Regions from separate parts of the Homo sapiens genome. Here region 2 is linked to region 1. Evidence: read pairs that join two places in POLR2A ChIA-PET (ENCODE). Cell type or tissue: A673. All regions are shown on one strand. Each heading gives the region's core, and the rest is flanking DNA. Links, peaks and the distances in the headings are about the cores only. Region 1 overlaps NAV1 (neuron navigator 1). Region 2 holds the start of PKP1 (plakophilin 1).

Region 1 (16,207 bases), core at 1-5,000:
CCCCATCTGGTCGGTAATACTGACCCACTTTACATCCCTTCCCTGATTTTAAAATCCATTTGTAAATAGAGTAAATACCAACTTCTGTAAAATGAAACTTTCAAAGTTGGAAAGAAACTTAAGTGTCATGTAGCTTTTTCTATTCCAGATACATCAAATCCCCCTAAAACATCCCCCTCAGAGGTCATCCAGCTTGGACACCTCTGTTGCTGGGGCATTCCTGCAACACTATGTTGAAATCATCTTATTCTATATTTGGACAGCTCTGTCTCTCAGAGTTCCTCATTGTATTAATCTGTCAGGGATATGACTTCCACCCATCGCTGAAAGATCCCAAAAGCTTAGTGGGCTTCACCAAAATGCATCCCTGAATAAAGTGGAGGATATTCAAAATAAGTCATGCAGAATAAGTGTGATTGCCTACAGAGTGTCAGCCTTTCAATATTTGGGAACAACTACCATGCATCTGTCCCCATCTTTTCTTCTCTGGTCTCAGCAGCCCCACTTCCTTCAGATTTTCACTGGATGTGTCCCCATGTTTTTTCAAGGAAGGTTGATATATGACGTAATAGCAAGATTGTGGACCATGACATAACTAAGACTTGAACTCAAGGTTCAAACATTGACTTTGCACCTGAAGTCCTTAGCGAGATGAGCATTTAGGAAATATTGGCAATTGAAATTATATCCTCCACATGAGCATCATCGCTACACTCTGTGTGACCTTGGGCAGGCCATGGAATCTCTTAGAGACTCTGTTTCTTCCCCAGGAAAAGTGGAATGAAAATGCCTTACTCCTGGGACAATGTTTTCCAACTTGCCTCAGCTTTCAGTCCTAACCTCTTCCTTCTCCTCCTCGTCATTCCACAACCCCACACCTGCATAGATTCCTATGATCTGGCAATTTCAAAAAATACAGTCAAAGAGTGATTGCATGAATCAAGTGAGACCATGTCAGACCTGACTCAGTCTCTGGGATGCTCAATGTGTGTGCTTAATAAATGCCAGATTTAATCTTTTTTCTTTTCTTTTTTTTTTTAATTAATTTATTTATTTTTATTTATTTATTTTTTATTTGAGACAGAATCTCTCTCTCTGTCACCCAGGCATGTAGCTTTTTCTATTCCAGATACATGTTGGCCAGGCTGGTCTCAAACTCTTGGCCTCAAGTGATCTGCCTGCCTCTGCCTCCCAAAGTGTTGAGGATTACAGGCGTGAGCCACTATGCCCAGTCTCATCCTATTTCTTACTCACCTTCCTCATTATATGCATCACCCTTTAAATGCTAGTTTCTCTTCTTTGAAGGTGTCATGTCCAGAGTGAGGTGCACCACTCCATTTATGAGCTTACTGGCACAGGTTAGCCATAGGCAGATCACCTATTTATTATCAGATAGACAAAGCAGATTTTCTTTTCAATTTGTAGATTGCCCCTGAAAACCAGAGAACTGGGCTGATGCAGAAGGGATAAATGAAGGCATAAAGGAACGAGTCTGACTGTATCTTTGCTCTTTACTGTTTGTTGTTTAGTTATTTCATCTGGTTTTGGTGTTATCTAATTTTTTGGTAGACTTCAAGCATAGCATAGAATAGGTCCATAATAAAGGATTTCAAGAGTCAGTTACCAGTGCCTTTTTCCCAGTTCATTGGTGCAGATAATTGAGTTGACTGGGAAGGAGTATCTGGGTTCTGGGTAATGCCAAGATACCAACTGCTCTCTTCCTGCTTTTCCTTTAACAAAGGAGAGACAGCTGATGAGACACACGGTTAGGGGGCCCCAGCCAGGACCCATACGAAGCAGCTGCCTGCCTTTGTCTCTCATCTGGGACCATTCTGTATGGCCCCTCTGGCTCTCCTTCCCCAGAGCTTCAGGAAGAGGGCTGGATTGCACGGCATACCCTGCACTATTGCGTGCTGCCCGTTGGACCCTGGCTTTTTGTGCTCTTCATCGCCCTCTGGGTATAGTTCGCTTTACCAAGTAGATTTAGAAGGTGTCAGCCACACTTACCCCTACCTCACTGGGTGAGTCTGTGGAAGCTGCACCCTCAGGGCCCATGCGCAGTTCCCAGGGGGAGGGGAAAGGGCCACATGACAGTTAAGGTGCTTTCCTATGGTGCAAGTTCCCCCACACACAAGGTTTTATTTTGAAAACCGTCAGATAAGTAGAGAAGGTGAAAGACTGACTAGTACGATGAATGTCTACATTCACTGATTGTTGACATTTTGCTAGATTGCTCTGTATATAGATCAATCTATATAATATTTTTCTGAGCCACTTAAGAGTAATTTGTTGCCAGGCCCAGTGGCTCACACCTGTAATCCCAGCACTTTGGGAGGCCAAGGTGGGTGGGTCACGAGATCAGGAGATCTAGACCATCCTGGTCCAACATGGTAAAACCCCGTCTCTACTAAAAATACAAAAATTAGCTGGGCATGGTGGTGGGTGCCTGTAATCCCAGCTACTCAGGGGGCTGAGGCAGGAGAATCACTTGAACCCGGGAAGCAGAAGTTGCAGTGAGCTGAGATGGCACCACTGCACTCCAGTCTGGGAGACAGAATGAAACTCTGTCTCAAAAAAAAAAAAAAAAAAGTAATTTGTTGACATCATGATACTTAACCCTTCAACACTTAAGCATGTTATTTCCAAAGAACAAGGACATTTTTTTTTTTTTGAGATGGAGTTTCGCTCTTGTTGCCCAAGCTGGAGTGCAATGGCACGATCTCAGCTCACCGTAACCTCCGTCTCCCGGGTTCAAGCGATTCTCCAGCCTCAGCCTCCCGAGTAGCTGGGATTACAGGCACGCGCCACCATGCCCGGCTAATTTTTTTGTAATTTTAGTAGAGACGGGGTTTCTCCATGTTGGTCAGGCTGGTCTCAAACTCCCGACCTCAGGTGATACGCCCACCTCGGCCTCCCAAAGTGCTGGGATTGCAGGTGTGAGCCACCGCACCCGGCCAAACAAGGACATACTTCTATGAAGCTACAGCACCACAATCATACCCGTTAGTACTGGATTTAACAGAATTGTTTAATATATGGCCAGAATCAGATTTTCCAGTAGTTTCCCAAATGCCTTTTTGAGAGTGCTGTATACTTTTTCTCAACCCACAGCCTGCTCAGTTAAGGCCTAAATTGGAATTTTCTCTCTCAGCAAAAGGGAAATAAGGTCATGATCCCTAAAATTGGGATAGTGAACCACGGGAGGAGAAGCACTTTGACTTATATCATTTCATGTAATCGTTCCAACAACTTAGCGAGATAGGTACTAGTATTCTCTCCATTTTACTGGTTAGGAAATTGCAGTTCAGAGAGTTATCTAAGTTGCCCAAATAGTATGAGCCATTATTACCACTCCATGCTGCATGTCATATGTAATGATAGAAAAATAAGAGATTATATTTGTAAAAACCTGCGTCTTTTACATTCCACACATTCTGTATCCTCTTCACTAGGTCTTTTTTTAAATTACTATTATTTTTTGAGACGGAGTCTTGCTCTGTTGCCCAGGCTAGAGTGCAGTGGCATGATCTCGGCTCACTGCAACCTCCACCTCCCAGGTTCGAGCAATTCTCTGTCTCAGCCTTCCGGGTAGCTGGGATTACGGGCACCTGCCACCATGCCCGGCTAATTTTTGTATTTTCAGTAGAGACGGGGTTCCACCATCTTGGCCAGGCTGGTCTGAAACTCCTGACCTTGTGATCTACCCACCTCGCCCTCCCAAAGTGCTGAAATTACAGGCGTGAGCCACTGTGCCCAGCCCACTAGGTCTTATGAGGTGTTAGCACATGCTATGCTGTCCCCATTTGACAGAGGAGGAAAGTGAGGCTCTAAGGCTGGGATTTAATAATATTTATGTAGTCATGATCATGTAAATGACATTTACTGATAGTCTTTATGCAGAGCTCAATATACTTAGTTGTGGTTGCTGGGCAGGCTGTAAATAGCTATCAATAAAGGTGTAACTGCCAAGGCAGGAGGATTTCTTGAAGCCAGAATTCAAGACCAGCCTGGGAAACCTAGCAAGACTCACCCCCCAATCTGTACAAAACATTAAAAAATTAGCTGGGCATGATGGCACATGCCTATAGTATGGTCCTCCTGCCACAGCTACTTGGGAAGCTGATATAGGAGGATCGATCACTTGATCCCAGCCAGGAGTTTGAGGTTGCAGTGAGCTATGATTGCACGACTGCACTCCAGCCTGGGTGACAGAGCAAGATCCCATCTCTTAAAAAAATAAAAATAAATAAATAAGTGAATAAAGGTGTTATTGACTGAAGAAGAGAGGTAGAAGAGGGAAAAGGAGGGTCTCTAATACTCTCCTCTTCTACTGAGGGGATTCAAGAGTCTGTCAAAGTGTTAGAAAACAAGAAACCAAATTTTAAGATCAAAGGTACAAGATAACTCATAAAAGTAACTAAAATCAAATATTGGGAGGAAGAAAAGGAGAAAGAGAGTCGGGTTTAGTGTAAGTGCTCTAAACTTGTCTAACTCCTTTGGTAATGATAGATATTGTCTACAGGTGACAAAACAGGGAATAGTTATTAGTATGTTATCTAGAGTTTACGTGGATAACCACCAAAGGAGCTAATAACAGAAAACTATTTGGACAATAGAATGGAGTTGGGAAGAGGTGGGACAGGAAACTGTTGCTTGTTATTATAAGGTCTTCTGTACAATTTGATGGTGACCACCCAAAACAGTAGTGAGGAAGGCAGGCTTTAAATTCAGATATTCTAGTTTTCTCTTTCTTTCTTTCTTTCTTTCTTTCTTTCTTTCTTTCTTTCTTTCTTTCTTTCTTTCTTTCTTTCTTCTTTCTCTCTCTCTCTTTCTTTCTTCCTTCTTTTCTTTCCTTCCTTCCTTCCTTCTTTCTTTCTTTCCTTCTTTCTTTTTTTGACAAAGTCTCACTCTGTCACCCAGGCTGGAGTGCAGTGGAACAATCACAGCACATTGCAGCCTCAACCTCCCCAGGTTCAGATGATCCTCCCACCGCAGCCTCCCGAGTAGCTGGGATTACAGGCATGTACCACCACGCCTGGCTAAATTTTGCATTTTTTGTAGCGAGGGGGTTTTGCCATGTTGCCCAGGCTGGTCTCAAACTCTTAGGTTCAAGCGATCCACCTGCTTCAAACTCCCAAAGTTCTGGGATTACAGGCATGCGCCAACGCGCCTGGCCTTCTGGCTTCTAAATACACAGAGGTGAGCAGGACAAAAGGCCTGGCCTTGGAGGAAGGAAATCTAAGGCTGGGATTTAATAATATTTATGTAGTCATGATCATGTAAATGACATTTACTGATAATCTTTAAGCAGAGCTCAATATACTTAGTTGTGGTTGCTGGGCAGGTTACAGCCTGCCCAGCAACCACAGAGAGGACTGTCTTAAGACCTGGGTGCCGGCCTGGCTCAGTGGCTCACACCTGTAATCCCAGCACTTCGGGAGGCTGAAGCGGGCAGATCATGAGGTCAGGAGATCGAGAACATCCTGGCTAACAGGGTGAAACCCTGTCTCTACTAAAAATACAAAAAAATTAGCCGGGTGTGGTGGTGGGCACCTGTGGTCCCAGCTACTTGGGAGGCTGAGGCAGGAGAATGGCGTGAACCCAGGAGGCGGAGCTTACAGTGAGCCAAGATCTCACCACTGCACTCCAGCCTAGGCGACAGAGCGAGACTCCATCTCAAAAAAAAAAAAAAAAAAAAAAAAAGACCTGGGTGCCCGCCGGGCATGCTCACCCAGAAAGAGCTCCAGGACGCAGCATGCCCATAAGGATGCACCCAACACCCTACATCCCACATGAATTGCTAAATATTTGTTGTAATTTAAAAAAAATTATAATTTCACTTTTTTTTTGTTTTTAAGAGACGGGGTCTTAACCTGTTGCCCAGGCTGGAGTGCAGTGGCACCAATGCAGCTCACTGCAGCCTTGACTTCCAGGGCTCAAGTGATCCTCCTGCCTCAGCCTCCTAAACAGCTGGGACCACAGGCGCCCGCCACCACACCCGGCTAATTTTTGTATATTTTGTAGAGATGGGGTCTCGCTATGTTGCCCAGGTTGGTCCCAAACTCCTGGCCTCAGGATTGCTCCCAACCTTGGCCTCCCAAAGCATTCAGATCACAAGGGTGAACCACCATCCTTGGCCTATAATTTCACTTTTAAAAGTATTTGGTTATCAGCAATTCATTTATTAATAATTTTAAATTGGCTATTTCTTGGTAACCCTGAACATATGCAGAAATTACTGGATCAGAAGAAAAATTTTATCTGTAAGTTATTTTCAAATAGAATGCATTTTTGTGAAAGCTAAAGTTAAGTATTGAAGAAGTTGACACAATGTTACATTTTATAGATGTTTGATTAAATCTTGATTAACTTCAATTTTGTAGTTTTATGTTTGTATTTGGGAACCCAGGGCCTCTGAAAAGCTCCTCGGCTCTGCACTTTCTGTCCTGGGAACATGTGGGGTGGGTGGTCTATGTATGGCCCTGAAGGGCCTCTCGGCAAATGTTTGAGACCCACACCACTCTGGAGCAGTCACCTGACCCAGAGGATGGAGGTTGGCTTGACTGAAGTTCCATAACCTAAATCCCATCCTGCTATCAGAGTTCTTCCTCAGGCCTTCACTGCAAAGGTTCCTCTGGTCTACTCTATGGTCCGTGCTGAATGACTTCATATCCATCCTCTCGTTTACTCTTCATGGCAACCTTATGAGGTGGGCAGGACAAATATTTCCCTTTCTGTAGATGTCAAAATCGGACTCAGAGAGGCTAAGTAACTTACCCAAAGCCACATAACTTTAGGGAATGAGTTGGGGAACCCAAGTCTTCCAGCTCCTGGTCTTTGTCCTTTCCAATACACTCCAGGGTCATGTATAGCAGAAGGGGCCAGTGGACTGGTGTCTTTCTTTTTTTTTTCTTGAGAAAGGGTCTTACTTTTTTGCCCAGGCTAGAGTGCAGTGATGCAATCATAGCTTACTGCAGCCTCAACCTCTCAGGCTCAAGCGATCTTCCCATCTCAGCCTCCTGAGTACCTGGGATTACAGGAGCACACCACCACACTTGACTAACTTTTACATTTTTTGTAGAGACAAGGTCTTGCTATGTTGCCCAGGCTGGTCTGGAACTCCGAGGCTCAAGTGATCTTCCCATCTCGGCCTCCCAAAGTGCTGGGATTACAAACATGAGCCACCTCGCCCAGCGCCACAGTGTCTTTAATGGCTCATAGAACTTAACCACAGACATCATGTCTGTTATACAAATGCAGAAATCATATTGAGCTTTTAAATTTACTTTGCTATCACATTTATTTTGACAAGCGCTTGAGATTTATTTCTCAATAAAAGCTACTTTAAAGTACACCACCAATTTTATCACTTCTGCTCATTTTTACCCAGTCAAAAAAATAACGTAAAAGTGTTACGTTTTGAGGTTCTGTTTCTCATTTTCTCATCAGAGTTGAAAATTACCATTGTGCATGAATTTAGGCCTGTGTTAGGCTGGCAACCCATTAAAACTCCTCTGCTTTTTAGCCGGTCTGGAGCTAATAAGCCGGCCCCTCCCAATTTACACATCTCCTGTGAGATCCAGTGTCTCTCTGTCACTCATTACCAAGCTCCTTACTAAATGTCATCACAAAGATGCCACATCACCCCTCTTAGTCATCTCCCCACTTCCTCTTGCTGGCCATGGCCAGAAAGAAATCAGGGGCCGTAGGGAGGCCTAGAAAGTGACCACAGAGTTGGGGGTGGCTGTGGGAAGTGGATGGGAATGGCCACTGCTGAGCTGGCCACAGAGACTGTGACAAAGACAAAGGCCTCTGTGTTTGGGATGGCAGGGAGGGGGCCAGAGGCCGAGTCAGGGCTGGCATGCTGATAGTCTGGGAAAGGCCTCCCAGGGCAGAGGAAAGCCCACAATGCCACTCTGAGTTGGCCGCTCTTAGCACTTGGAAGTAGCTTAGTTGGGTCCTGATACACAGTAGGGGCTCAGCAAACATTTGTTGATTGATTATTTGGCAGGGTGGCGGGGTTGGGGGTAAGGGATGCCTTTAAGCTGAGGTGGGTAAAGGGAATGTCCTTTCCCTTTCTCCTGCCCACGGGAGCGCTGAAGGTGCTGAATTTCCCTGGCTTGTTCAGAGGCCACCTCTTTGCTTCCTTGACCTCTCCCTGACATTGGGCTCTGACGCATGTGGGGTAATGCACAGGCTTTGGAGTCAGCCTGACCCGGGTTCCTACAACCTCCCTGAGCCTCAATTTTCTCGTCTGTAAAATGGGGGCAATAATACTCAGGCCAGGGAATTGTGAAGATCATCCTAGAAGGTGTTAAGCACCCTCTGGCCTAGAGCCAATGTTGGTCATTCTTATGGTCCTTAATTTGGATGCCCCGTGGCTCGCTGCACCCCCATGTATAAAATAAATCCTTGATCCACCGAACGTACACCGGACAGGCAAAGGGATGGAGCGAAGTCAAGGATGCCTCATTTAGCCCCAGCCATGCAGACTATACTTCGGGGTAGATTTATCCCCAAATGGATGTTTACGTATCAGACAGGGGATGCTTCCCTGTCTGAGGGTCAGATGGACGGGTGGAAGGGTTATCTGTGGTGCTGGCTCTAAGATATATGGTCCCTCAGGCCCCTCTGGGCTCCAGACTGCAGGCCTCCAGGGGACGAGGGGGGCAGAGTGGCCTGGGGTTTTGTTTGGCAACACTGGCCTATTATCTGGCCCAGGCTGTGTTTCCAGGGCATTGTAAATAGCACCCGCTTGGCTCTGGAAGGAGGAGCCGCAGATGTGGCTGAGGCAAAATATATGGTAAGGTGGGAGATTTGAAATGATAAACTCGAGGCTTGTGAGCCAAAATACAGGCTGGGGCCATCTCCAGGCAATAGGACACCAGGGAGGGCTCAGCCTGGATACCTCTGTGGTGAAGGCCTGACTCACAAAGCCAGACAGAGCCTGTGCTCAGTGGCCCATGGGCCAGGGCTGCCGGCTCTGTTTGCTTCCATCTGCCTCTTTGTAGAGAGCCTGGGCTGCTTCCTAAACTCAGCCAGAGGAGTGAACAGAGCTTGAGCCAGATTTCAGGTCTAGAGAGAGAAGCAGGAGAAAATGTGAGGGTATATTCACCTGCAAAAGGCCAGCCACTGTGTGTTCCAACCGAGAAGGAGGGAATCCTTTTCTCTTCTTTTATTCTATTGTCTTCTATTTTAATTGAGGTATAATTTACAAACAGTGAAACACACAGATCGATGTGTTTTTGACAAATGAATACGCCCATGTGACCCACACCGGATCCAGATATGGAACATTTCCATCAACCCACAGAATTTCCCTCCTGTCCCTTTTGTCAATGTGCTCCCACCCACTGTCTCCGTGTTCTGATTCGTATCATCATAGATTAGTTTTGCCTGCTCTTGAACTTCATATAAATGGAATCATGTGGTAGGTTCTATTTTGTGTCTGGCTTCTTAGCTCAGCATAATGTTTTTGAGATTCATCCATGTTGAATGATGTATTTTGCTTCTTTTAATTTCTGACGTATGAATGTGCCACAGTTTGTTTATGGGAGGAAACTTGAGATTCCTTTCATTGCGGTAGGATTCACATCTATCCAGCATCAATAGAGTATCTGCCAGGGTTTTGAGAGTTAAGCTGGTCGGTCCTTAGTGGATGTTTAAAGTGTTCAGTGTCACCTTCTTTGTTCCCAGACAACTTCCCCATTTCTGTGTCTTGCTGTAAAAGACCATAATGCCTTTTCTTCCCTCCATGGACTGGAGCTGCCTTTATCTCCTGGAGCTGGGAAGTTCAGATCATTTGTAGAGGGGCCCCTGGTTTCCCCATAAGACAGAATGTTATTCTTTAATCTGAATTGAGCTGACACGTGTTGACAGACAGGGGTGTCTGGCCCTGCATGTGGGAAACACAGGTCCACGTGCAAGACTGGAGCCTGTGGTGGGGAGACACTGGTGACCCGGAGCCAAGAAGTGACATGATGAAGCTGTTTTACCAGCAGGACGGCCCTAATGGCAGGGACCACGTCTGTTCTGTTCACCGATGGGAAGCCAGCACATAGCACAGAACCTAGCAAGCAGTGGGCATTCCATAAAGAGGTGTGGGACCAACTAATGGCTTGGAAGAGGGAGAGTTGGGCCAGCAGATGTACTGTCACGTTCCTGACATGCAAAGTCTGGGCTAGGGCGGCCCTGCTGGGGAAGGAAAGGAAGAGCCGTGGGAGAGACTTTTTACAAAGGAAAACCGAACAGGACTGGATGACTGTGGAACATGGGAGGGACACAACAGAGAGCAGAATCCAAAAGTCGTGCAGTCTTTTTGGAAGAGCACTGGACTGAAAGTTGAGTCCCTCCTGCACCTTTTGGCATATAACCTGGGTAACTCATTTAACCTGTCTCAGTCTTAGAGTCCTTATCCATCAAATGATCAGTTTGCTAGGGCTGCCATAACAAAGTACCACTAAGTGGGTGGCTTAATGAAACAGAAATCTATAGTGTCAGTTCTGGAGGGTAGAAGTCTGAAATCGAGGTGTTGGCAGGGTCATACTCCCTCTGAAATTAGTGGAGAATTTTTCCTTGCCTCTTCTAGTGTCCGGTGCTTTCCGACAATCCTTGTCATCCCTTGGTGTAGAGACACATCACTCCGATTTCTGCCTTCACCGCTGCATGGCCATCTCCTCCCTGTGGCCTTCACATCCTCTTCCCTCTGTGTATGTCTATGTCCAAATTTCCCTCTCCTTATAAATACAGCAGTCATACCAGATTAGGAGCTCACTCTACTCCAGTATGACCTCATCTTCACTAATTACTTCTTCAATGACCCTATTTCCAAATAAGGTCACATTCGGAGACACTGGGAATTAGTACTTCAATTATCTTTTTTGGTGACACAATTCAACCCATAACATGCCACCTGCCACAAGATTGAATGAGGCAATCCTTTGTCATTGTTGCAGGTAAGGCAAGAATCAGGGGAGATTTTGGCCAGAGACCTACTTTTAACATTCTATGTGACCTCGTTCAAATCTCTTCTCCTCTCTGGATCTCAGTTTCCTCATCTACAAAATGATCTGTAATGTCTTCCCTAGATGTAAATCCCACAACTCCTTGACTCTGAAGCTCTGAGGTTTTGAGTCTGGGGGCCTGGGAGAGCTGTGGAGCTACTAACAGATATGGGGAAGTCAGGAGGGTAAGCCAGTCTGGGGATCAGAAGCTTCCTCTAGGTTCCATCCCTCATTTGGGAACTCAGCCCTCTTCTCCTGGTGGCCGGGACCCTGGAAAGTCCCAAGCATCTTCTATCCCCATCCCCTGCGCCATCACCCCTACCTTAGTGAGGCTCAGAAGGAGGGAGGGCTGCTATAAATAGCACCCTGGAATCAAAAGGCCCTCTTCCTGTGCAGGAAACACAGCGGCCTAATGGAGGCAGGAAAAAGGTGTTTCCGAAAGAGAGGCCAGAAAAGGGAGGGGCAGTGGGGATTCGGGAGCCAGATGGGTTCCCGGGTGCTGGAGCAAAGGTGCTGTGAAGGGAGATGGGGGGCGGGGGGCGGGGCAGATTTAATAACAGCTTCTGGGGTACTACTTGAGGTCGGCCTATCTGGAACCCCAAGAGAACAGTCTGTGGAAAAGGCCCAAGAGGTATTTGAGTTGGGAGACTTAGGATTTCAGGTCCGAAAGTGGGGATTGAAAATGCCACATTCATTAATTCACTGATCCATTCATTCATTCACTAGATATTAGCCACAGCTTAGGACTGTCCTAGGTGCTAAGGACAAACAGTATAACGCTCTTTTATAAAAAATAGTCTGAGACCTGGAGCAGTGGCTCATGCCTGTCACTTTAGAAGGCCAAGGTGGGTAGATTGTTTGAGCCCAGGAGTTTGAGACCACCCTGGACAACATACAGAGTCCCCATCTCTACAAAAAATAAAAATAAAAAAATTAGTCGGGCATGGTGGTGGGTGTCTGTAGTCCCAGCTACTCGGGAGGCTGAGGCAGGAGACTTTCTTGAACCTGGGAGGCAGAGGTTGCAATGAGCTGAGATCGCACCACTGCACTCCAGCCTGGGGGACAGAGGAAGACCCTGTCTCAAAAAAGAAAAAAAAAAAAAGGTCTGGTAAGCAAACCAGTGATTACACCCCAGTTGTAATAGCTCAGGACAGTGGGGGGACAGTGGAGGGACTGTAACCCCTGGAGGGGCAGGAAGGGCCTCTTGGGAGGTGAATTCCTCCTCCTGGGCTTGCAGGAATTAAGTCAGGCAAAGACTGGGTTGGAGGGGAGGGAACTGGGGGGCCTTCCAGGCAAGGGGAGAAAAATACTTGGACTCTTCCCCTCTGCTGTCCTAGCCCCAACCTTAGTCCAACCTGGGCCAGCAGCAGAGGTCTAAGGACCAGCCCTGCCCCCTCCATAGAGGCTTGCCACCAGTCCTTGGGGCCCTCTCTGGAGAAATGCCCCTCTCCTCACCAGCAAAGAGCACCATCCTCCAAATGCCTGTGTGGAAAACGGGTCTCAAGTGACCTCTCAATGGAGAGCCCTAGAAAATCATTAGTGTTCCCCCTGTAAAAACAGGGGCTTAATTCTACGGGCAAATATCTCAGGCAAAAGCTCAGACCAGTAGACTCGTCTCTGGTGCAAAGGAGGAAGATGAGTCAGCCAGGGTCCCGGGAACCCTGACTCCATGATCCTGCCAGACCACAGGGCCCCCACTTAAGGCTTGGAGGGGGCTGAGATGAAAATGATCTACTGTTTCTCTTAGGAAGCCCTAGGGAAGTCCAGTTTGGTGTCAAGTTGAAGATTTCTATGCATTCCCACGGCACCAACTGTGATGGTGAAATGCCACATTTCAGCCCCAATCATTCAGCCAGATTGGATTGCAATTAGTACCTGAGGCAGGAGCCCAATGCCCTCTGAGGTGCCTGGGTGAATTTCAACTTCTGTGCTGCTCCTTTTGTGAAACAATGCAAGAGATTCTGGAAGAAAGACAAAGGGTTGGGGGATGTGCTTGTCCAATGTCCTTCAGCACAGCCCACAGGACAGCCTTCAGACGTGTCCTGAGGCTTGTGTGCCCAATCACACATGCAAGGAATTAGGGGCCTGCCTTAGGGCTTGATTCCAGGACATTTACTCCCCATGGGGAGATCACTTACAAAGCTGCACTGTGGCCCCAGAGGTTCCCCTGGGCTAGTCTTAGAGAGAATTAAAGTCAGAAACCACCCAGCCTCCCCAAAACACTTAACTACCACCTCCAAATTAGCACCGTCCTTGGCTGGTAATCAAATTCTAGGAGATAGTTCCTGATCTTCCCAGTTTTCAGGTGGGTTAACTGAGGACCGGCTTGCCCACACCACTTAGGCTAGATAGAACAAGTAATTAAAGCCCAGAAATAGCTGGCTGAGATCCAGCCTGTTTAATGTAATAATGCTGAGAAATGTCAAACGTGGTTTTGTTCCAATAGGAGTGGAAGGGATGAAGAGAGACAGGAAGAAAGCACTCTATGTAGTTTCTGGAGTTGGCTGTAGAAGGACGAAAGGACTCCTCAGGGGCTGCGGAAAGGAAGCCATCTATGTGCTGGGCGGTGACTGAGCTGTGCATGGAACCCTGCGCAAGGGGCTTGGAGGGGCAGAAAGGAGGAGGCCTGGACTCCAAAAAACAAAAACAGAAACCAGGGATAAGAATAAGGGTGAAACAGAACTGGGTTTCTATCCTGCTGCCTCTTCCTAGCTGTGCGACTTCGTGCATATTATTTATCCCCTCAATGTTTTCGTGCTTTGTAGGAGCCAAGGGAAAGCTTTCCCACCACCCTCTGAAACTTCACTGAAAATAAACTGACGATATGTAGATAAAAGGCAGATAAACTTATTTAACGTGCATAAGCTCATGGGAATCACAGGAGAATGGTCACTCCATAACCCAGTGAGGTCCAGAGGCTTATATACCCTTCTACATAGGGGAAGGGGAAATGCGGGCCATATGGCCATTTTGAAGAGTAGGCAGTGATTTTTCGGGGAAATGAATGAGCCCAGTGCTCAGATAATGGTTAGTAAATCATTCTCTTTGGGAATTGAATGGAACCAAAGAACGAACACTGGTTTGGGACAAAATTTGTCTGGGATCTAGGTGTGGTGTTTTTTGTTTGTTTGTTTTGAGATGGAATCTTGCTCTGTCGCCCAGGCTGGAGTGCAGTGGCACAATCTCGGCTCACTGCAACATCTGCCTCGCGGGTTCAAGCGATTCTCCTGTCTCAGCCTCCTGAGTAGCTGGGATTACAGGCGCACACCACCACGCTGGCTAATTTTTGTATTTTTGGTAGAGACGGGGTCTCACCACGTTGGTCAGGCTGGTCTTGAACTCCTGACCTCGTGATCCACCCGCCTCGGCCTCCCAAAGTGCTGGGATTACAGGCGTGAGCCACCGCGCCCGGCACAGGTGTGGTGTTTAATTTTCAGTCTCTTCCTCTGTGATATGAATTTTAATCTTCTATGGTTAATAAAACTTCAGGGAAGGAATCAAAAGCAATTGTGTTCCTCTTTGGGGTCTGGCTTCTAGGGAGATAAGAGAATTCCAGAGAATAGTCTCATCCTGTGCTTTGAGAAAGATGGATGATTGAGAGGCAGGAGTTGGGGTGGGGGAAGTCAGAGGTACCTTGAGTCTGCTTCTTTAGTTCAGCATGTCAAAAGGCCATATTATGGGGTATCGTTTTCTGAGCCCCAACACCTTCATCTGTAAAATGGGAATAATTTTAACCTAGCTCATTGGATAACCTTGTTCACAAGGATTGAAGGAGATAACGCGTATAACACCTTTAGCATAGCGCCAGGCATATGGAAAGGGGTTGTTGATAGCTCTTGGCCTTCTGGAGCCCGTTTCCCCTCTGTAAATTGGGGGTTATTTATGGTCCTTACGGGCCTGCCGAGAGGCTACCATGAATTGTGGTTATAAAGGGCCTGGCTATGAAATAGATGCTCAATAAATGTTTCCTGCCCTTGAGAAGCTCCCCATCCATTTGGAGAGACCAGAAGCACACCCTTGGAGGATCTGACACTGGAGACTCGCACATAAACCACCAGGAACAGTGCTCTTCCAACAGTTGCTGCTTTTAAGTCTCTTGTAGGTTGGGGGAGGCTGAGGGTCCTTAGAGTTACGACTGGGAGCAGGGTTTTGATGGAGGTGAGAAGCTTTGTCCGAGATGATGGTCGAGGTGCCATGCATGTGGGCAGAGGGCAGCAAAATTGTCCATTGAAGCACTGATCGCTGAAGCTGGAGTGTGAGGAAAGGGAAGGCCTGTTAGCCCAGAGCTGTGGAAGGATTAGCCTCCTTTCTCCTGTGCAGGTTTCATTTAGCAGCCCTTAAGAACAGTGCAGTGTCCATCCACTTCTCTTTGGACAGAACCCCGTGCCATCCGCCAATAGGTGCTTAATAAAGGCGGTGTAGAGGGATTCTGGGAAGGAGGAAGAATCTGGTTCGGCCTTTGTCTGCATGGCCTTGCATCTTCCTGTTGCCGCCACCAGAGGGTGCAGTTGCCCAGCAGAACCCAGCCCGATCCCCACGCCCTCCTCTCCTATGCAGGCAGCTCGCAGCTCTGCATCTTGTGGGCTAAGGAAGCAGGTCCCACAGGCACGTGTCCCCTCCTTCTCAGACTGGAAGAAAGTTGGGGTGAGAGGCTCAGGCTGGGGCAGTCCTGCACTGTGCGGGAAGCCAGGCAGGGTAGGGCGGCCGAGGAAGTTCAGAGGATGGGAAGAGCAGAACCGTATCTGTCTCTCTGTGTTGTGTTTGCCTCTGCCTTGCTGGGTGGTATCAAAAAACTCTCCTATTCTTGATTTAGGTTCCATCTTCTATAAACCACACCCCTCCTCAACAAAAACCAAGATTCTTGCTTTCTCTCATGTAACTTTCATTTTTTTCAGGATGTAAAACCCATTAAGGATCTTGGGTGATAGAGTATGGGACAGGCTAGAATGCTATTTGATGGCAAGAGCAAAAGGTCAATAATTTTTCAGCCTGGCTGCTGCTTCTTATGGAATCTTCTTCCCTTTGGGTTATGGACCCCTTAGCCAGCGCCAGCTTCCCCTCCACCATCAGCATATCCCTCCTGCCAGGCCAGAACAACTTGCCCCATTGAAGATCCCAAACTACTAGTGGTCTAGCCTTGGCCATCCTGGTGTGGTGACCAACAGGCAAGAGCCCAGTGACCCTGCATCCGGGGTGTTTGGGGT
Region 2 (16,256 bases), core at 4,088-9,087, 260 kb before region 1:
ACCCAGCTAGCAGTGGCAAAGCTGGGGTGCACCGCTTGGTCTATTGACTCCAAAGCCCCTGTTGTTTCTTTTGTTTTGTTTTGTTTTTGAGACAGAGTCTTCCTCTGTCACCAGGCTAGAGTGCAGTGAAGCAATCTCGGCTCACTGCAACCTCTGCCTCCCAGGTTCAAGTGATTCTCCTGCCTCAGCCTCCTGAGTAGCTGGGCTTACAGGCATGCACCACCACACCCAGCTAATTTTTGTATTTTTTTTTTTTTTGTAGACGGGGTTTCACCATGTTGGCGAGGATGGTCTCGATCTCCTGACCTCGTGATCCACCTGCCTCAGCCTCCCAAAGTGCTGGGATTACAGGCGTGAGCCACCAAACCCAGCCCGAAGCCCCTGTTCTTATTTTCCCAGTCTGTCCCATTGGGCACACTTTGGAGTCTATGTGAAATGGCTTTTGGTCCCAGAGAGAGCTGGGGGCTGAGCAGGATCCTGAGGCTGTGGCCAAGGCCTGGGGCCCTCGTCCTTCCAGGGGGCCACAGAACAGCACTGCTGGCCAAGGGGAGAGGGTGGATAGAGAGGCAGGCCCCCGGCAGGCCAGTGTTGGGAGACAGAACTAGAATTTGGGTTGGCAGAGGGGCGGGACCCAGAGCAAATCTAGTGCTGACAGCAGCCAGTCGGCACTGGGCTGGGTCTTTGCTGTTATTCATCACCTCCACCCCACCCACCCCACCCAGAGAGACCAGAAAGGCAGCTCTGAGAGCGTTCTGGTGTGTGGAGGAGCCCTAGGTGCACACCTTGGCCTTGCCCCTTAGCTGGCCTAGCCCAGCACGCCTTAGACTCATCCAAACCCTCCTTTCTGGGCCTCTGTAACCAGCCTCTTTGCTGTCTCTCTCCTCCCACTGCCAGCATGTACCCCTCAGCTCCTTCCAGAGCAGAGCTGGGTTAGTGTGAATGGGCACAGGCCAGCCTTTTCACCCCTGCCTTCATGGATAGGAGACTCATGGTCACATGCCCTGATTCTCTCACTGGGGTGCTTGCCAAAGGGCTGGGAGAGAGGCCCCTACTGTTCCCGCCCCTGCCCCAGTAGCCCCCATTTCCCTGTCCATGGCTGGGAGCCTCTCTGTGCACTGTCTGCACCTTCCAAGTGTAATGGCTTGCAGTCTGGTACCTGCAGTGGCATATATCACACCAGGAGTCAGGCTGGGAGTCTGGTGCAATCTTGCCCTGGTACCCTGAGGGCGGTGAGGGTCTAGGATTCTGGAAGGAGTCATCACAGGGTTTCTATGAGGCATTGTTTGTCCAGATCCTTGTGAAGATGACTTCCTGGATTGATTTTTCCTGAGATGCCTAGGACAGGGCAGGGGATTGAATGACTTCTTACTTCCTGATGTAAATTTCCCTTGGGAAGTGAGAAGGGCAGGTTTTCTGTGCTCTCGTGGAAGCCCGGTGGGATTGTTCCTGAGGGCATCCCTACTGGCAGGAGGTGAGGACAGCGGTCTTAATGGAAACTGGCTTTGAGAAAGGCAAAAGCTTGGCCAGGATGCCCTGAGCCCAAATCACTCCAGAGACCTGGGAAAGTTCTGGGACATGGCCTTGCTCCAGAGCAAGATGGTGGCTTTAGTTTAACAAAAACATGTATTGAGCACGTGATGTGTACCAGTGTGAACAGTGAGGAAGCAGAAATGAAAAGCACACATCCCCTCCCTCAGTCTGCTCTAGGTCTTATGGACATCTGAGTATGACAAAGTGGCCGAGGGCTATAACACAGTTGGCACCAGGCACAAAGGTCCCCAGGAGGGGGTCTTGAATTTGGTTTGGAGATTCCTTCACCAAGATAGATAGGATTGACAAGTGGCAAGAAGGCAGGAGGTGGGAGGGGCTTGTCACCCCCTTGTTTAAGACTTATCAGTGCTCTGTCATTACTCTTAGAACAAAATTCAAGAGGCCAGGCACAGTGGCTCACGCCTGTAATCCCAGCACTTTGGGAGGCCAAGGCGGGCGGATCACGAGGTCAGGAGATCGAGACCATCCTGGCTAACACAGTGAAACCCCGTCTCTACGAAAAATACAAAAAATTAGCTGGGCGTGGTGGCGGGCACCTGTAGTCCCAGCTACTCGGGAGGCTGAGGCAGGAGAATGGCGTGAACCTGGGAGGCGGAGCTTGCAGTGAGCCGAGATTGCACCACTGCACTCTAGCCTGGGTGACAGAGCGAGACTCCGTCTCAAAAAAACAAAAAAACAAACAAACAAAAAAAAATTCAGGAGTATTTTCTGTCTTCCCAGACGGAAGTTTCCAAGCTCCAGCATGATCCTGCACTGGCCAATTTAATGGCCACTAGCAGCATGTAGCTATCAAGCCCTTAAAATGAGGCTGGTATATTTAAGGAACTGAATGTTTCCTTTACACAATTTGAACTGATTTAAATAGCGGGCACAGAGATGGAACATTTTCATAATTCAAGAAAGCTTTACAGGACAGTACTGCCTGCCTGCCCATCTTGTGCCCACCTGCCTGGTCTCCCTGGTCTGTCTGTTCTGAAGACATGCCAGGTTCATGGCTTGTACACTCACCATTTCCTCTGCCCAGAGCCCTTTCCCTCACTCCTGAGATGGGCAGCTGCCTCTCATGCTTCAAGTCTCAGCCTGTCACAGTCTGGTCACCATGGCTAAAGCTGTCCCTCTCTGCAGCCTCTAAGCCGCTCATTGTTTCCTTCATAGCATTTAATATAATTTGCAATCATTTACAGATCGACTCTTTGTCTATGTCTTTAGAACATATGCCCCATGAGAGCAAGATCTGGTCTTTTTCATCGTTGTATCCCCAGGGTTGACATGGTGATACCAGCCCCTTTAGGCACTCGGTACGTATTTAAGTGACTGACTGACAGTGCTCCACACAGAGGGAACAGCAAATATGCAAAGGTAAGGGGCAGGTGGCTGCATGGGGTGAGTGCTAGGATGAAAACAAAATAATGCAGGAGAAAAGACAGAGGCGATTTAGAGACTAGGGAGGGGGCAGTGCGAGTTCATCAGGGAAGGTTATAAGATTCCTGAGTTGAGCAGCCATTGAGGAGTCTGCTAACTGGCCAAAGGATGTCATCCAGAAAAGCTTTCACAATAGGGAGCTGGCCCCGTGGCCGCTGTCCAGGAAGTTCAGTTGCAGACGGACTGGGCTGAATAAGATGGGGCCACCCAGCAAGCCCAGGGATCCAGGAAGAAAACCTACCTCTTCCACGCTCCTGCGGTGTTTGCGTCAGTGAGGGGCTCAGCTAGAGGTGGTCCCCTCACCTGGGGGGCTGGAAACTGAGAAGGGAGAAGATTCAGCCCAGACACTCTTAGAAGCAGCAGGAGCCCCAGAGACCTCCTCTCAGCCTTCCTTGGGATAGCCCCCACCCACTCCTGGCCCAGCCTTCTCCTTCTCTCCTGTAGAAAATAAGCTCTAGGCCAGGCACAGTGGCTCATGCCTGTAATTCCATCACTCTGGGAGGCCGAGGTGGGTGGATCACTTGAGTTCAAGAGTTTGAGAACAGCCTGACCAACATGGTGAAAGCCTGTCTCTACTGAAAATACAAAAATCAGCCTGGCATGGTGGTGCGCACCTGTAATCCCAGCTACTCAGGAGGCTGAGGCAGGAGAATTGCTTGAACCCGGGAGGCAGAGGTTACAGTGAGTCAAGACACACCACTGCACAGAGTGAGAGTGACAGAGTGTAAATTCTGTAAGAGCAGGAACTTTGTCTTCCTCACCATTGTATCCTTAGTACCTGGGACAAGGTCTGTCACATAGCAGATGCTCAGTCAATACTTGTTGAGTAAATGAACTCATATTTCACTTTTTAATGAACATAGAGATGACAGGATGTGAAGTCTGGGAGCCAGAATGTTGAAAGGGAAATCTGGGTCACACTTAATGCTCTAAGGAGGCAGCAAAGAGAATTAGAAGCCCGTTCATACTCATTCCTTTGAGGATGAAAATATACTCATCTTATTTCAGAATCAAGTCAAAATTAACTTCTTTCAGGATGCTTCCCCCTGATCACCCCCAACACCTTCCAAGCCAAAATTAACCCATATCCATTAGAATTTTAACATCTAAATATATGTTCTGACAGTCACCTGAAAGCATGCCATTTCAGAGCCAGGATCATGTGACTGTGCCTCCTTGACATCTTTTCTTCACTTTAGGAGTGTTAGCCTCCTTGCTGGTTGATTTCTGAGACAGGCCCCACATAGGGTGGGGCTCAGGCAGGCAGAAGAGAGAGAGAGATTATGGAAATAGCATTGGCCTGCTGGCTCAAAACCATATACCTGAGCCCCAAACCAATCCTCCCAGCCTGAGTATATCTCCCTCACCGTGGCCCAGAATGTGTAACCTGACTTCTCTTTCCTCTCCTCCTCTGTCAGAAGGGCCTGATTCAAGATGTCCTGCCCTACAAATCCCCACAATCGACAGAATTATAGAATGTTGGGGCTAGAGTGGAGTTTAGGAGCCACGAAGTTTACCCGCTCTCTTTGTAGATTGGTGCAAGGGACGGAGGAAGGCACTTGTCTAACATGAAGCTAGTTAGTGACACAACTAGATCAGGAACCCAGCTGGCCTGACTTTCGTGCCCTGTGATGGGAATGGATGCTGTTAAAATACCTATCCAGAGAAGGATCTGCTTGTCACAGAGAAATCTCGAGGCGGCAGCCTGGCACTGCCACTGAGTGTCCAGCTCTGGATTGCAGTTGCCTTGTCTGCCTGTTGCCAGCTGGGTGGCCTCATGGAACTTCAGTTACCTCATCTGAAAAAGAAGGGTGATGGTGCCCACCTCATAGGGTCATTGTAAGGATTTAAATGATGTGGTTCGTGTACAGGGCTCAGAACAATGCCTGGTTGGTAGGCATGGTGTTTGGAGGAGCATAGTAAATGCTATTGCTATCAATATGTCAAAATAATGTCAATATTAACATAGTAGAGAAGTAGCTAGAAAAACTGAACTTCATACCTGGAAACAATTTTAAAGATAATCAGTTCTGCTTCCACGGACTTGCCTTTTATAGGAAGATGAGCTACTCTAATCCCCTCCTTCAGGGCCCTTCTATATCCTAGAATAGGAAAATTATCGTTATTTAAAGATGTAATTAACATTTATTATGGCTAGCATATTAGGTTTTAGATAGGCCAAATGTGTGATACAATAGAATTGTATTTTTATATGCTGCTGTGTATACTTTACAGTACATTGGGGCCCTTATATAATCGGTGTGCACTGTACTTTAATGTCCATTTTATAGGACTTTTATAAGGGAAGCTGGATGATGTGGTGGAATGAGCACTGTGCCAGGAGTCACAAGGCCTGGTTAGGATGCAGGCTTTGCCACATATTAACTGGGGCATTGCAAGCAAGCTACCTCCTCTCCTAATCAGTGAAATGCAGTGCTTGGCTGGATGAAGTCCAAGGCTCTGTCCAGTCCTGGCGGTCTATGGCTAGAGGCAGAATCTTACAATATGAAGTGATAATAGAGGTTTACAGGTATTTTGTACACATCTATGACATATTTTTTATCACATCTCTGGTTTACTTGAGGTTAAGTTCTTAGGAACAGCGCCCTCAATAATAAAACTGTTTCTATTGGAAACTATAATCTGCTTTACAATAATCTGCTCTGCAAATTGCTACTAGGAATACCTTCCTTGGGAAAGCTGGGGCTCCCCGCATGTAACACCCACATCTCAGGAGTTGCGTGAGTGACCTTCATGTACATGGTCCCTGAGACAGTCATTCAGTCTTCTTGATCCTTCCTCGACATAAAATTCCCAAAAAGAATAGATTTCTGATTGTCCTTTCCTCTGTAGATTAGAAGAGCAAACTAAAAGTAAAATATGTGAGCTGTGAGCGGCAGCCTCAAATGACAGCAAGAGTGACGGCTGTGATAGTGTCACACACTGGTGGAGGCCCCAAAACTAAGAAACTGACCGGACAGCACGACTACACAGTTCAGTAATGGATGTCCAGAATGAGAAACCCAGGGCATCAAGAAGTACAGCAAATATGTTCAGTGTTGTTTGCTTTAGGAGGCAAACAGAATGCGATACCTTTTAGAAAGATTTCCATCAAAGTAAATACTTAAAAAAAAAAAAAAACACTCAGCTCCTGTTACACACCAAATTCACTGATGTGGGCTCCCTCCACGCCTGGAGAGGATGCTACATGAATAAAGCTTCACTGCACATGTGTCCCCAGGGGTGAGTGTATATAGGGGAATGCACACAGTGGTCCCAGAATAATAAGTCCAGAGTGAAATTTCAGGGTAAAGCAGCTTTTCAATTTTTCAGTGAGGATCTGGTTAGGATCCGAGTTAGATTTAATTTACCTTAAATTAACTAGCATTCACGTATTCACCTATTTAAAATATTTTTTATTAAGCGCCTAATATTATGTGTGCCAGGCATTGTTTTAGAGGTTATAGTGGAGTTTCAGAGAGGATCCGCTGTTCACGTGGTGTTTTACCGGGGTATACTCATGAACAACAAATAACCACCGGTTTTACCAAGGCATACCCACTGTGTGGTCTGATATCCCAAGTCTGCTCCTTGATGTGGCCTTACTGCCCCTACCCCACTTTCTTCAGAGGAAGCTCCTTTAGAGTAGACTGGGTTACCCCCATAAGATGGAGCACTCCTTTGGAGCAAGAGCTATGGTTCTGCCATCAGCCCGGGAGCCTCCACCGCCGGGGTTGGTCTCTGCTATGACCTCAGTACAGAGGGAGATGGACGCCTGGCTCTCCTGGGCAGCCTGGTCAAGAAAGACTCCTTTCTTTCCTAGAGAGAGGTCTCCCTCGGTTCCTGAGCTGAGCACATGCTTTCTCAGTGAGCCGGCAGAACAGGACAGAGGGGCGTCTCCCTGGGGCCTCAAGGCTTGCGACGTTTCTTGCTCATGGGGAGAGGGAAGGGAGAGAAAAAAAAGAGCGAGCAGGAAGGCGCCCAGCGTCCCACACAGGGGACTCGCAGCCCTGCCCCCAAGAGCGCTGGCTCCGCAGCAGCAGTGCCCTGCAGCTCCGCGTCTGAGCAGCAGCAGCGCGCGGCCCGGTGGAGTGGGTGGTGCAGGGCAGGGGTGGTATATCCTGTCTGACGGAGGGCGGGCCTCGCCAGTGCCAGAGAGGGACGAACCAGGGTGGAAGCGCCAGGAGCAGCTGCAGGGAGCCCTCACGCGGACCACGCACTCTATGGCCGTAGGGAGCCGCTGAGAGCGAGAAGAGCACGCTCCTGCCCGCCCGCTGCACCGCACCTCGCCTCGCCTCTCTGCTCTCCTAGGCCCCGGCCGCGCGCCACCCGCCTCCCGCCACCATGAACCACTCGCCGCTCAAGACCGCCTTGGCGTACGAATGCTTCCAGGACCAGGACAACTCCACGTTGGCTTTGCCGTCGGACCAAAAGATGAAAACAGGCACGTCTGGCAGGCAGCGCGTGCAGGAGCAGGTGATGATGACCGTCAAGCGGCAGAAGTCCAAGTCTTCCCAGTCGTCCACCCTGAGCCACTCCAATCGAGGTAAAGGCTCGGCCCCCGCGTGGTCCGTGCGCCCCTTTCCAGAGCACCCTGGCCCAGTGGCGGGGACCAAGAGACGCACGCATCCCCGGGGATGAGGGGAGGCGAGGGGCTGCCGGCCCCAGGCAGGGTCTACGCACCTAGTGCGAGCAGCCGAGCTCCCAGCCGGTTCTGAGCTGGTGTAAACGCGACCCGAGGCTGGCTCGACGGCCCCGCGAGCTCGATGGCGCGCTAGTGGGCAAGGATGGGTGATTCACCGGGACACAGCCAGGAGCATGTCCCAGCGTGCCAGGAGGTTGAGGATCCCCCGCGAGCGGTTCTCCTGTCCCTGAGCCCTGGGTCTGGACGGCTTTCTCTTTCGGATGCTGCTCTAGGGATCTGCCCTGCATCCTGTCTGGCCCCGGCTGTCCTGGGGCCCATGGTCCCCGCGCTCGCAAACGGTTGTGGGCCACCCTTCACCCTTCCTGGGCTTGATCTCCTGGCCTTCAGCTGGAGGCCGATGCCCAGCGTCCAGGCCAAGGGGAACCCCAGTCCCTGTGGGGCCGCGCATGAGTATCCGCGAGCGGGGTGAGGGAGTCGCTGAGACAGGAGTGCAGCTCAGGAGAGGCGCTGCGGGACGGGAAAGTGGCACAGGGAGCAGGGACGAGGGCCTGGAACTCCAGGGCACTTTATCGAGAGCCTCCTGAAAGAGGCTAGCCTAGTTGGAAGGCCGCCCCAGGGCCAGTGGGTCCCTTGACGACAGGGAAGGGGGTCAGGGATGCTTTCTTTCCCGAATAGCCAATGCAGAAATCCTCTTTCCCACTGGATTCTTCTTACCCCACCCAGCTTAGGTAGAAACAAGTGTCTCATGGGGAGAGTACGGAATGGCAGGTTGGAAATCCCCCCGGGCCCCAGGGAGACCTCCAGCTGAACCCTCACGGGCACTTTTCCAAGCTGGATCCCGGGCCTGGCACCCCCTCCTCCAGCCTCTGAGAGGCCAGATCCCATGACTGGGGGAACCTGGGAGAAAGGGGCAGCACCCAGGAAACTCAAGGAGGAAGGGGCAGTACCTGACAGGGGAGAGCTTATAGACCAAGTAAACACTTTGATACAAAGGATGCCTGGTAAGAATTACACACAAGTGAGCAAAGATTCCACTTGTTTATTTATTTACTTATTTTATTTAGCTAAGTTTAGTAAAATGCTAATAAGACTTTACCCATTACCAAACAGTACAGGTCAACCAAGACTTATGTATTAAGACAGGCCTTAGGAGAGAGTGAGGGGCAGGGGGTAATAAGGTGGAAGGAGACAAAAGAAACCGACCCTGGCCCTTCCACCACACACACACACACACACACACACACACACACACACACACACACCTCACACTTCCTTCTACCTGTGGCTTCTGTCCCCCCACCTACTCCCTAGCCCCCATTCCTGAGTGGCCCCTTGTAGAGCCGAGGGAAGGAAAATGGCCGGCAGAGGACTTCCTGGGCCCCAGACCTAAAGGCCTTTGCTTCTCTGTGTGCTCTTTGCCTTTGTGTGGGCTCCAGGCTCCTCTCGTCACATTTCCACTCAAGATCATGCCACCTCCAGAGCACTTGCCTCCTTCCCTTTTATTTGGTGCCTTGGTAGGTGCCTCCTAGCCTCTTTAGAATTAGGTTTGGAATAACAAAGTGCCCCCATTTCTGGCTACAGCCCAGAGCACAGCTCAACCTACTCTCCTCTCTGCACAAGACTTGGCTGTCCCCTTCCCACTCCCACTCCATCCCAGCCTGAGCTCTTGGCTCACAACTCCAGAAAACTCAAACCGGCCCTGGGTGCCCCAAGGACCCCTTTTTCCTCCTACCTATCGGGATATTGGCTGAGTGTCTGTCAGCAAGAAGTGCACTTTCTGGGCTTGGTCTTTGTGGGGAACTTCTATCTGATAAGGTCTCCTTTGTTCCCTCTTTGTTTTTCCTCCCAAGGTCCCCCAGGGGGCTTCACTGGGGGAGGGTTGATGCTGATGGCTACCTCTCCAGAAACTCCAAGGTCTAGCCCTGTGGGCGTGTCCCCTCTACCCTCAGACTCTGCGGAGGTTCCTAAAGGAGGCTGCAGAGGCATCCTTGCTGGAAGAGGCGGTTTGGTCACTTGGAGCTGGTGTTTCTGGTTTATCTGGCTTAGTTTTCATCAGATTTCCTTGTCTTCTCCATCAGAAACACCCAAACGTCCCCTATTTGCTCTGCGGCCACCTCTACTCACTCTGCTCCCTCTTTCTTATGCTGGTTTACCTGTCAGGAGCCTGCTTTGGTTCCTGGAATGGAATGAGCTGGTAGCTGTGGAAGGACCATGCCCCAGGCGTTTTCCCTCGCCCCCTGGACAGATTCAGGTTCTTGTTTAGTCTCTTCCAAGAGCAGAGTCAGTTTACCTAGGGTCTTCTTGAGCCCCTTGAATCCCATCCAAAGTTTCCCTAGTTAAGAAGGGCCAACCATACCCCACAGGTTGCCTGGAAGAGTAGCCACTGCTCCTTGTACCCCAGGAAGGACAGTCAGGACCAGCCATCCTTGGTCCTGTGATAGAAGTGGCTTCTCAGTTCCTCTCCACTAGTGCTCTTTTCTCTCTTGTCACTGAGGGAGTATTGAGCCACTGAGGACTGGAGGAAGGGCCCCTGGAGCCTGTCACAAAATGCCTGTCTGCACTCATGCTCTCCCTGAAATGCCACAGATCAGACAAGCACCTTGCCCTGGTCATGAAGGCCCCGGGCAGGAAGAAGGTGGCTTCTGTGGCCTGGAGACCTTGCAGAAGGAGGTTGCTCTGAACCTGCCTACCCATCTTGAACTGCCCCTGAAGTATTGCTCCCCTGTGTTTTCAGGCTGTCCCTGTGTGCCTCAGGGTGTCTGGCCTCCTTTTCTTCCCAGACTGTGTGGAAGGCAAGGGGAAACTGAGGGGGATGTCACCACCCAGCAAAAGATCTTTGCCAGGGAAATGACCTCCCTGAGGATGGGGAAGGAAACACTTATCCACCTTCCAGATCTTTATAACTTCACTTGGAATCTCTTCCTAAAGCTGAACCTGAATCTCACTTGCCCTAACCCAAGCGCTCCCCCGCCACTGTGAATACAGATCACACCCAGCTCAGTGAAAGGAGCTTCCTTTCACCTGTCCTGTCTCCTTCCAGGGAAGTCCTAACAACACCAGCACCATTGCCTGCTTTGTCTCACTGCCTGCTTAGCCATCTGTGATTTTTTATTTCAGCCTTTGGCCTGAAATTCTCTTTCTCCCTTCTTCATAGAAGTACTGTTTCCCATCTAAAATTGCTAAGCCTCTATTTCTCTCTGATCAGAGGTAGGGGCTGGAGGCAACATTGAGCCAGGGGAGGTGCCTGCTCCCTTTCTGTAGTTCCTGTGTCTATTCAGCCCTCATCAGGGGAGAGGGGGGCATGCTTGTACGAACTCCGCAGCCTGCACAGTGAAGGAGCTCGCCTCAGGAGCCCCCACTTTGATGGCTTTTTGTATTTGTGTTTGACTATGTCTCAGCATGAGCTTCTGCCCGAGTGTTCTGCTCATTAGAGTTTCTAGAAAGTTGTCCTTTCCTGACCACAGGCATCACTTCTGGGGTTGTTTTCTTGGGACCGAAGCTGAGATTGCAGATGGTAATGGCTATGTGTGCTTTAGCTTGTTCCATTGGCGAAACATACCAATTAAACTTCAAATGAACCAATTCTTGTTTCTTTACAATGTACCTTGGCTTGAAGTTGGAGTTTTAGCCAGAATTTCCGTTGGCCTGTTACAACACATGCAAAAATGCTGGGTATTCTAGGGTGTTTTGCAGCAAATGCTGCTTCTCTGGATCCTGCTCCTTGACAGAGATTTTTTAAAAGTACAAATTCCTCCCCCGACCCCATACCATTGTAAGTATCATTGTGCCAATTGTTCTAGGTTTAGAAATCTGGGAAGCGCTTCTGCGATGGGCCGTGACCCTTACAAGATGTGTAATGTTTGAACAAAATAAAATGGACGAATGTTAGATATCTTCATGTGAAGTTCCTTCTAGGCATACGCTGGACACATGCGCACACATGTATACACACATAGGTCACACATGCATATATGCATGTATACACAATACACCCCACACATGAATCCACACACCCACACATGCACACACGTACACACACATAACATGCACACACTTATGTTATGTGTGTGTACATGTGTGTCCTTGCAGCTGTGCTGTGTCAGGAGCCCAGCCTGGCATCTACCTGGTGTGCGATCTTGGACAAGTCGCTGCCTCTCTTTGGGTCTCTGCAGCTGTCAGAGGTTGGATTAGATCATCTCCAAAGTGCTTTGCAATGGGAACACTCTTTGGAAATAGATTTTATAACTCTCTAGCTCTGCAAACCATTTGCCCAGACCGCCAGCAGCTGTTCTGCCAAAAAGCTCTTCCCCTTAAGGCATGCCACTCATCGTGTCTCTCTCGTAAACATCCTAACATATTAAAAAGTCTTCTCATCCACTCTTCTCAAACTTGGCTACATATTGGAATCACCTGGAAATTTCAAACAACACAAATGCGTGAGTCCCACCCCCAGAGATTCTGACTTAGTGAGTATGAAAGATGGCACGGGCATCAGGACTTCAGAAACTCCCAGGTGATTCTCATGTGTAGCCAAGTTGGAGAACCACTGTTCTAGTCCCTGTCCTTCACTCACACAGATCCAGCATGGGGGAGCACCCCTATACAATGACATACACCCATGTCTTTCTCTCATACACACACACACACGCACACTTAATGTAGTAGTTGCTGGCGAGAGCCTTTGACTCTGAACCCCACCTGAACCCGTCAACCCTTGCCCACTCTAACCCACCACCCTGCCCCCTCACGCCCATCCTGTCCCCACAGGATGCTCCCATGCTCTGCCCAGTCCTCAGGCTTGGTGGTGGCCATGAACAGATCTGCTGAAAGAGCAGCAGGATTGTGGCAGAGCTAGGTCTGAACGCGTCCCAGCAGAGCCTGAGGGAGTCACATGGGCTGGAGAGGGAGAAGAGAGAACACAGGCCACAGCAACCCAGTTTGTTTCAGCATTTCTGTTCAGTACGTACACCCAGGAAAAGGTCAAGAGCCACACCAAAGTGCCCGGTGAGGCTGTGCTGAACTCCTTGCCCTCCCCATCTCCTAGAAGCTGCCGAGTTGGGGAGGCATGTCCACGGTGCTCCCAGCAGCCCAGCAGAGGGGGCAGGAGGCTGGCCAGCCCAGTCCTCCCTCCAGGAGCTGGAACCATCCCGCAGACACAGTCCACTCCTGCCCACTCCGAAACACCTCTGAGGGTATTCTCTCAGCAGTAGCTTCCTGGCAGTTCTTGTTATCTCATTTAAATTCCTATTGCTGTGGGCCTAGCTTTTCTGGGCACCATGGGTGAAAGAGATTTCAGAGGGTGAAGTAAAGGCATTTTCAAGACTAAAAGAAAATGAGCTTCCTTTCTCAAGCTTTTCATGCTGAAGGACAGGTGGGCTTTATTCAAAAGTAGAATATGCTAGAAGAAGCATCGGCCTTAAGGGAGACAGAGTAAGCAAGAATGTGTTCCGAGCAGCTTGCCCTGTGACGAAGGAGAAGGATTTGAGGGGAGGGAAAGTGGAAAAAGCGGATTTCCCTATGACCTCTGTCTGCAGGAAGGCTGATGTCCTGAGAGCCTTCTCTATGTAGAACCTGGGCCTGGGATTGGGGGTGTGGAGTGTGGATCTACCAAAGGTGAAGATTCCTTGCTTCAGGGAGCTCCCAGCTTGGTTGGGGAGACCCAGGCCCTACCTTCTGGGAGGAGTGCACACACACACACACACACACACACACACACACACACAGTGTACAGAAGCCACATTCCAAGGAGCCCACAAGCCAGTGCAGAGTCAGCCGCTGGATTGAGTGCTGACATGGTTATGCTGGCAAGTTTGGAGTGCTCAGAGCTGGGTGCGGTCATCTTTAGGAGAAGCTGATTTTTGTGCAAGGTTTTGAATGCAGGGGGAGGGTTGGAGAAGAAGAGAAAGAATGTTTCAGGTGCAGTAAGTGTGACCTATTTGAAAGCTTGGAGGTGGAAGAGGATGAGTCATCCCTGCAAAGGCTCACCTGCCCCTACTGGAGAGAGATTTCCACTCATCCTAAAGAAGGAGCTGCCTCCAGTTTCAAAGGTTTTGAGGCGAGAAAGCTTGAGTTGCACCGATGACACAAGAAAGAATCAGCCTGTCGTTGTCTAAGGCACCAAAGGGAAGCAGTGTGCCAGGACACTGGTGACCTGAGCGGTAGATTTTCTGAGATGGTTTTACACCCTAAAACGCGGATGTAAAATCAGACGAGCTATGTGGACAGAGCAGGTTGTGTTGCTTGTATACCTGGGAAAGTGGCAGATGCTCTGAGGCACTTGCTCCTTGACCTTGGGGTTCTGTGGGTGGGCAGATGCTTCCTGAGGATGGCACACAGGTTGGGCACACTGTCAGTGTCACCGAGAAGCCACCACATCCCTGCTCATGCTGCATGCACCCATATGGGGAGAAGAGGGGCAAAGCAGATGCTTAGCTGGAGGGTAGGAGTGATTCTGTGGGGTGAGCTGGGAACTAGCCCCTCCCCCATTCCCCAGGAACTAAGAATCCTCCTCAAGGAGGTGGCCTTGGGTATTTGAGAGCTGCAGCAGCCCTCCTCTCTTCCTGGTTTACCCCACTCACCAGGGACCTCTTTGAGTGGGAGGAGAGCCTGACCCCATTCTAAGCCTCTAAGCACCAGGCATCAGAGCACGTTCACCACAAGGGTTGGGCAAGGGAGAAGAGGTCATTGACGCAAAGAGCCAGCTCAAGCCAGTCAGGCCCAGACCCAGCTGGGGCAATGCCCTGAACTCAAGGTCCCAGGGAAAGAAAGACATGGTTCGCACTTCAGAGAGTGTCCAAAGTACATGGTGGTGGAGACTTGTACGGGCGTGAGATGGAGATGGGAGTAGGCGTCATTCATCAGGAAAGGCTTCCTAGAAGTGCATTCTAGAGACATCGGGGACCAAGTGGAAGAGTGAGCTAGCACCATTACACTCATTAGAAGCCCATGCTCTTGCTATTGAACTTGACTTTTAGAGGGCATTACTTACCAGTCAGACACCCCAGGGTCAAGAGAGGGAAAATCACTTTTGTTGTGGGAGCAGTGCTCTTACAGACAGAGCACACCTGCCCCCAGTACTCCTTGGTTATCTGGCACACTGCGAGCTGTGATTTCAGGTGTGTGACAACTATGGACTTTTCCCCTCTCTCACCACCTCCGCCCCAAATACTGTCACCTTCTGCCAGATTAGCAGTGCAGGCAGGTGTGATGTTACCCTCATTCTCACCAGAGCCAAGCAGACCCCAACTACAGATAGGTCTTAGGAGATGCCTTCAGGAACTGCCTGGAAGGGCCTGCAGGCCACAAGTGAGTGACAGTCACACCTGCCTTTACCAGAGTTCATGCTGGACATGGGGACTGGCTTTGGGAACTGCAGGGCATTCTGGCCTCTCCCTCCATGTGTCTGTGTGTCCACTGCCACCTCCATGGCAGAGAGGCCTCTACCTTCATACAGAGAAGAGTGTATGAGAGGGAGGCAGGCAGGTGCAGGGTGTGGCGGGAGGAGATGGTTAGTCTGATGACCCATGGGGAGAGCAGCATCATGCTGACAGGTTCTCTCCCAGAAGACGGGCAAGAAGGCCCTGGTGCAAGCCCCCCGGGGCTGCTTCTCATAGCAGGAGGCCTCCCCGGTGCTCCATAAAGTTCTGTCTGTCACCACCCCAAATTTTCCACCCAGAAGCAGCTGACTGACCCACACCTGACCTTTGGTGAGAAATACCTGCTCACAGGGCCAGATCCAAATGAACTCTATCCTATCAAACCTTGGAAGAATGATCAAAGTGGGCTGGGTGGAAGGGAGGCAGACAAGACCTGGTGGTTGGCCACCTAGGGTCCTGACTATGAGTGTGCCTGGCTGCAGCCCCCTTCCTTGGGAGCACCAGTCCTGAGTGACTGAGCCCATGAGATTGCCTCCAGCCTCTTCCTGATAAGGACAGTCTTGCCAGAGGAGCGGTTGCTGGAGAAAGGTGGAGGAAGAGCTGTGTGCACTCTACAGGGAGCTTGGAGGAAGCCAGAGGTTCAATGGGCCACATGGCAGAGTCCCAGGATGTTGCTCATAGGCGGATGGCCCTTCTGGAGTCAGGGCTAGGCCTGGAGTATAGGGGAGGCCTCTCAGAGGACCCTGAGGCAGGTGGCAAACGAGGCGGTAGTGTGGCCTTTGATGTCTGCCCTTCTTCCTTGTAAGCTGAGCTGTGTCTCTGGAGAGGAGGAGTCGGCTCCTCTGAACGCAGTCAGGCACGTGTCACTATCATCACACCACCACAGGGCAGTGGAACTGTACGGGGCCTATGGGAGGTAAGAGGCCAACCCTCTCTTTTGACAGAAGAGGACACTGAGGCTCAGAGAGAGCAAGTGACTTGCCCAGGTGCCAGAACCAGGACAAATATCAACACCGCTAGGCCCCCAGGGCAAGCTGTGTCTGCCACAGCTTGAGACCCCTAATGTCCATGATGGAAGGGTGCAGAGAGTTGGGCAGCACTCTCTGCTGTGGGCTATGGGTGGTGACCTGGCGCTGGACAGGGGAGGTGGCACGAGGTGGGGATCCCTGCCTCATTCCAAAGCTGCCCCTTGGCTATTCCCTCTACTCCCAGCTCAGATATTCCAGCCCTGCTCCCCCAGGCAATGGCCGGGGAGCCTAAGT

The links. ChIA-PET counts read pairs that join two places held together with the same protein. Peaks named below come from ENCODE experiments on the same cell type or tissue, not always from the same donor. Only the 100,000 strongest peaks of a DNase experiment are listed, where the experiment ranks them.
Region 2: POLR2A ChIA-PET joins it to region 1 with 14 read pairs; 2 of 35 experiments call an interaction of 5 or more read pairs at or near these places.

Annotation. Positions count from the first base shown.
Region 1 is chr1:201,544,333-201,560,539 of GRCh38, forward strand. The region is part of intron 1 of NAV1 (neuron navigator 1); the gene reads left to right. Among named protein-coding and RNA genes, the nearest start is that of NAV1, 13 kb to the left of the region's middle. In A673, for the core only: CTCF peaks have their summits at 1,931 and 2,131; a DNase peak (open chromatin) is centred at 1,929.
Region 2 is chr1:201,276,386-201,292,641 of GRCh38, forward strand. It overlaps PKP1 (plakophilin 1), which reads left to right and starts at 7,121. Exons shown (of 14, transcript NM_001005337.3): 1 at 7,121-7,519. The coding sequence starts at 7,318. RefSeq lists an enhancer at 6,962-7,491. In A673, for the core only: a CTCF peak has its summit at 5,559; a DNase peak (open chromatin) is centred at 6,986; H3K4me3 peaks cover 3,834 bases; H3K27ac peaks cover 5,000 bases.